Linked DNA regions of Homo sapiens: region 1 is linked to region 2. Evidence: read pairs that join two places in POLR2A ChIA-PET (ENCODE). Cell type or tissue: PC-9. All regions are shown on one strand. Each heading gives the region's core, and the rest is flanking DNA. Links, peaks and the distances in the headings are about the cores only.

Region 1 (2,913 bases), core at 304-2,803, 740 kb before region 2:
GTTCAAGTGATTCTCATGTCTCAGCCTCCTCAGTAGCTGGGATTACAGGTGTGGGCCACTATACCCGGCTAATTTTTGTATTTTTAGTAGAGATAGGGTTTTACTACATTGGCCAGGCTGGTCTCGAACTCCTGACCTCAGGTGATGTACCCGCCTCGGGCTCCCAAAGTGCTGGGGTTACAGGCATGAGCCACCGCACCCAGCCTTCTCACCTGTCTTAAAAAGACCTGGCAGAGGCCTCTGGAAGGAGGCCACCAGGGCATAGAGAGAGGTGGGGCAGGTAGCAGAGGGAGCTGGATGGTGTGGGGACGGTGGGGGCTGGCAGGGGGCAACTCCAGACACAGAGTCTCTGGAGAGCTGGTTTCGGGCCGGGCCCATGGTGGAGAGGCAGAGGACTGGCTCGTGGACATCCTGGATTTCTGTCAGCATGTGGAGGCAGGACATGCCTGGGCTGAGGACAAGGATACCCCTGCTGAGCTGGGGGACCCTGAAGGGTGACTGGTTTAGGAAGAGGGGTGAAGATAAAGCATTTTTTCTTTACTTTTTTTTTTTTGAGACGGAGTCCTGCTCTGTCGCCAGGCTAGAGTGCAGAGGCGCAATCTCGGCTTGCTGCAACCTCTGCCTCCCGGGTTTAAGCGATTCTCCTGCCTCAGCCTCCCGAATAGCTGGGACTACAGGCACACGCCACCACGCCCAGCTAATTTTTGTATTTTTAGTAGAGACAGGGTTTCACCATGTTGGCCAGGATGGTCTCGATCTCTTGACCTTGTGATCCACCCGCCTCGGCCTCCCAAAGTATTGGGATTACAGGAGTGAGCCACCGTGCCTGGCCAAGATAAAGCATTTATTTTTGGACTTGTCAAGATTGCCTCTTGGAGACATCTAGGGGGAGGAGGCAGCTGAAGTGTGGGTCTAGGAACCTGGCATTGACCAGCAGCACAGCATCACCTGGAAACTCGTCAGGAATGCAGATTCCCAGGCACCACCTAGCGCTATGGCGTCAGTATCTGCGTTTTCACAAGACCCCCTAGGTGGATGGAAGGCACATTCCTTGGAGTAGCTCTGGGCTACAGCTTTCGTAAGGCCCTGCTGAACAGCAGCACTGACCTCAGTCTATGACACGGAGTCTCAGCTGGGGAGCGAACTATCCCCCCACGGGACACGTGGCAACATCTGGAGACACTCTGGTTGTCATAAATGGGGAAGGGGTGCTACTGCTGGGTAGAAGCCAAGGATGCTGTTCAATGTCTGGCAATGAACACAACAGCCCCCCTGCAACGAAGACAGCTCCGGCCCCAGTGGCCAACAGCAGCCAGGATGCTGAGCCCTGGTCCTCAGGAAGTGCGCACAGAAGGTGGCGAGGGCATCCCGGCACTGTCTTGAGCCTCAGATTTCCCGCCTGGGCTTCGCCCCCTCCTTGGACCTTCTCCCGCTGGGCGCCGAGAAACCACACAAAGGCCAGACATTGATGAGTCACTTACAGTTTATTTTTGCCTGAAAGTATTTCACATCTCTTTGTACACAGCTACGTGACAGTAGTATTAACCATCAGGAAAAGCAACAGTGCGAGGGGAAAGGTGGCATGTCTTGTTTCTTCTTTTTTTTTTTTCCTTTTTTATTTTTTTTATTTTTATTTATTTTTTTATTTTTATTTTTTTTGCTTCTGCTTCTTCCCGCACCAGAGTGCTGTGAAGTATGGGACCGGAGGGGGGAAAGAAAAGAAAACCAAACAACTAAAAACAACAACAAAAAACAAAACACAAAACAGAACACACTCACACACACACGAAATAAAACCTGGCACGGAAAATGAATTAAGACTGGAACCCAGTTTCTTTTTTTTTTCCTTTTTTAAAAAAATGAGGGCATAGTGGGGGGGTAATAAAGTCTACCTAGCAAAGTATAAAACGACAAAAGCATGGTTTCCATTGAATAAGATTAAATATATATAAAACAAGTACACTGACTGTGGGGTAGGTTTGGAGGTGCCGGAGGAGGGAAGTATTTGTGCTAAACCAACAGAAAAAAGGGCTGGGGGGAGAGGGGGACCCCAAATAAACCATCAACGGGCTGTTCTGTACAGTGAGGGCTTATTAAGAAAAAGCCGACTGTTTATAAAAGAAACGGAGGTTGGTTTGTCTTCGGAGCAGGTGGGGACAGAAGGAGTGTCTTCGTTGCAGTGGTCACATGTGGGGGGTGGCGGGGGTGGGGTGGGGAGGGCAGTCGGACTGGCGGAGGCGACACATCTCTCTTTTCCCAAGAGACCATGCAGAGAGGCGGGCATGCATGGGGCCACGTGAAGCACACGATGGCAGGGGGAGCCCAGGGGTGACAGAGTCTCCGTTGGGGACAGGGGACAGCAAAGGCTGACAGGGACAGGAGCTCCCTGGGGGTGGGGAACAGCTCTTTTACCGGGGTGGACTGGAGAGGGCGGGTTAGCAGCCTCCCATTCAAGTCTAAAAGGTGCCGAGAGAAAGAGCTTGGGCCTTAGTGGAGCAAGGGGATCTTAATCCCTCCTCCTCCAGCCTGAGCCCCACCTCGTGAGGGAGTTGGAGACATTTGGAAATCAGAAACGCACAGTGGTGGGTGGGGGAGTGGGCAGACAGACAGACAGACGAGAGAGCATTAGCATAGAGAATCCATTACGAAAAAGCAATTAATTTTTCCAAGGAGGTTCTTTTTTTTTTTCTTCTTTTTGTTGTCTGTTTGTTTCCTTTAAAAAAATAACAATAATACTACCACTAACCCGACAGCTGACTGGTTTATACAGTACTACACGCCAGGTGGGGGCGGGAGGGCGGTGGGGTCGGGCGGGGGGGACGGTCAAAGACTTCATAAATAAGAGGCGGGTCCCAGACCCGCAATTTGTCAACATGTCTTAAATAGGTGCATTATTTAAATCTTATGTACAAC
Region 2 (2,913 bases), core at 227-2,726:
ATATTTCTAAATAGTAAACTGCTATAAATAGTGACATAATCTGCTGTTTCTTTTCTCCCCCCCTTCTTTTATTTTTCAGTACGTAGAAAACAGGACCAAGAGCAGGGAGCATGGCATTGCAATGCGAAAGAAACTTTTTAATCCTCCAGAGGAATCCGAAAAATAAATTGTATTTTCACTCGATGCCTTGGCTGAGAGAAGACCTAAAGACTCTGGGTTGATACCTGAAAGAATCCTGTCTTATTTGGTCTCCATAATCCTTTGAATGGAAAGTGACCTGTGAGAGATTGAACCATGGAGAAATATGAAAACCCTGGATTCTGAGTATTTGTTGGGCAGGGCGTTTAGTACTGTCTCCCCTTTACCAGCAAACCTGACTTCACCATGTTTATTCCCTTTGCCTACAACCAGTTAATATCTGAGTAACTTATCTCCTTCAATAAAATAATTTAAATAATTTTTTTCTCCTTTCTCTTAGATTCTTTTGGCATTAGAGGAAAATGTTGCCATTAGGCTTTTTCTTTTTGACAACATGATGTTGAAGAATTCTGGGGAAATCCCAGCAGTGTTAACTATTTGAAAATGTTGCAACTTTATTGTTTTTAAAGAGTGATTTTCTAAATGATTAAAAAAAATTTTTTTTTTGAGACATAGTGTTACTTTGCTGCCCAGGCTGGAGTGCAGTGGTGCGATCTCAGCTTACTGTAACCTCCACCTCCCGGATTCAAGTGATTCTCCAGCCTCAGCCTCTCTAGTAGCTGGGGCTACAGGCGCAGGCTACCATGCCTGGCTGGTTTTTGTATTTTTGGTAGAGACAGAGTTTTGCCATGTTGGCCAGGCTGATCTCAAATTCCTGAGCTTAGGTGATCCGCCCACTTCAGCCTCCCAAAGTGTTGGGATTACAAGCGTGAGCCACTGTGCCCAGACTAAAAGATTAAATATTTACACTTAACATTGATAAAATTTCATCTGGTTAGGAATTGAGTCTTAGCAGACTTTGCTTTCCCATTTGGTTGAATGTGTCCACTCGAGGTGCCAGTTAACTCCTGGACATTAACCTTAGGCCAGTGTGTCTCCTCTCTGCTGAGTATAGGACTGTTCTTCCCGTGCCCAATTCTAGCAGTCATTTCACCAGTGTTCCTTCTGCCAAGTGTTTCTGAGACCTGTGACAATCTGGAAGTCAGCAGCTTCCAGCTGCAGTCACAGCAGGGGCTTGATCTTGTCAGGTGTCAGGGAACAGACTCAGCTGTGAGCTCCTTCTAGTGGAGTTCTGTGTATAATATCCAGCATGAGGCCTTGTTGGTGTTGGTGTTTAATAAGTGACTTCCCCATCACAGGAGGTATTCAAGAAGCTGGACTTTCGCTCAGTACGTCGATTACAGAGCATAACAGACATTCAGTGAAAGGATGGGGAAAGAACCAGAATTAATTCTGAAGTACCTTCCAAGACAAAGTGTATGAATATTTATTCAGTCCCCCTAGTGTCAGGCAGTAGAAATACAGAAATGAGACATTTTGCCTTTAGAATCTTGTAGTTAACTGAAAAGTTGACTTTTAGTCACCTGTAATCATCAAAGTGCCATGATTAGGTAGATGTCATAGAAGACAGAGGACTTTCATGTTCAGTCTTCATGAAGAAGGAGCTATTCCAAGAAAGCTATTTAGCAAAGATGACCTTTGACAAATGAGTGAAAATGGGATACATTCTGAGGCGCACTTTAAGGCATTTAGCATGACTAGAATATGGGAGCTTAGAGTGGAGGAAGATCATAGACAGCTTTGAAATCTGTTGGAATTTTATTTTCAGTGCTGTGATGACCAGTTGCAGGTTTTAATATGGTGATTAGGGATTTGGGTAGAGGAGTTAGTTGGAAGGCTGATATATTTCAATTTGTATTTTAGTAAGTTTTTTTGGTTATAGTTTGGGGGATAAATTGGAGGGGAAGGAAGATAACGCCCAAGGAGAGCAATTAGGTTTTTGTGCTAACTTGAGTGAGAAATGAGGGCCTGGATGAAAGATGTGGCTTTGGGGATTAGGAGGAGTGACGATTCAAGCATTGAGTCAGCATGACTGACTAGGTGTAGGGTTTAAGGAAGTGTCTAGGATGTCTCAGGCATTTGATTTGTGCCTGCTTGGGAGGGAGTACTGGGGAGGTGAAGTGTGTGTGGAGGATCCAGCGGGAGAGGGCTTCCGGGTTGCTGCTGGGTATTTAGGTCTGCAGCTTGTTAGAGTCACCTGGATTAGAACAAAATTGGGAGATGTCAGCATGCAGATGCCAGCTAAGGCCCTGTAGGCCAATGTCAGTAGCTGACCATAAGAGCAGGATGAAACTTTGGAAGTTCATTCTTAAAAATTTTATAAGTAATATATGAGTACGTTTTTATGGGATATTCAAACCACCTACTGTTTTTAGGTCTTACTCTCTTGTGTTGCAGCTGTTGCTGATCCCTGTAGAGTAAAGTACACACTGAAGGCTATGGCAATGATCTACCTTTCCAGCTTCCTCTAGGAAGGGAGTTTGACAAATAAAATGCTAGTGAACTGGAGCACAGTGAGCAAGGGGGAGGGTGGCATGAGCTGAGGACACAGGTGGGCAGGGCCAGAACACACAGGCCTTGGACATCACCTCAGGGAACTTGCATGTTATTTGGAGCATAATGGAAAACCATTAGAAAGTTTTAGGGAGTGGTTATGATTTCATTTATTTATATTTTATAAAGATCTTTCTGGTTATTCGGTGAATAGTTATGGTTAAACCAGTTCAACCCAGTGACAGTACCTGTCACATAGAGTTATTGTGAGGATTGGTTGAGATGTATGTGATAGATTATCTGGCACAAAGTAAGGGCCCCCTCAATATTGTTTTTCTCTCAAGTGCACCCAAATTGGGGTATTGGAAACACTTCCTCCGT

The links. Peaks named below come from ENCODE experiments on the same cell type or tissue, not always from the same donor. Only the 100,000 strongest peaks of a DNase experiment are listed, where the experiment ranks them.
Region 1: POLR2A ChIA-PET joins it to region 2 with 8 read pairs; 2 of 35 experiments call an interaction of 5 or more read pairs at or near these places.

The regions. Positions count from the first base shown.
Region 1 is chr16:81,710,315-81,713,227 of GRCh38, reverse strand. CMIP (c-Maf inducing protein) reads right to left here. Exons shown (of 21, transcript NM_198390.3): 21 at 1,466-2,913. Among named protein-coding and RNA genes, the nearest start is that of PLCG2, 68 kb to the left of the region's middle. RefSeq lists enhancers at 1-324, 1,007-1,689. In PC-9, for the core only: no CTCF peak of the experiment used is centred there; a DNase peak (open chromatin) is centred at 1,487; H3K27ac peaks cover 399 bases.
Region 2 is chr16:80,973,346-80,976,258 of GRCh38, reverse strand. CMC2 (C-X9-C motif containing 2) reads left to right here. Exons shown (of 4, transcript NM_020188.5): 4 at 80-2,913. The coding sequence ends at 166. Among named protein-coding and RNA genes, the nearest start is that of CMC2, 32 kb to the left of the region's middle. In PC-9, for the core only: CTCF peaks have their summits at 1,251 (motif pointing left) and 1,460; no DNase peak of the experiment used is centred there.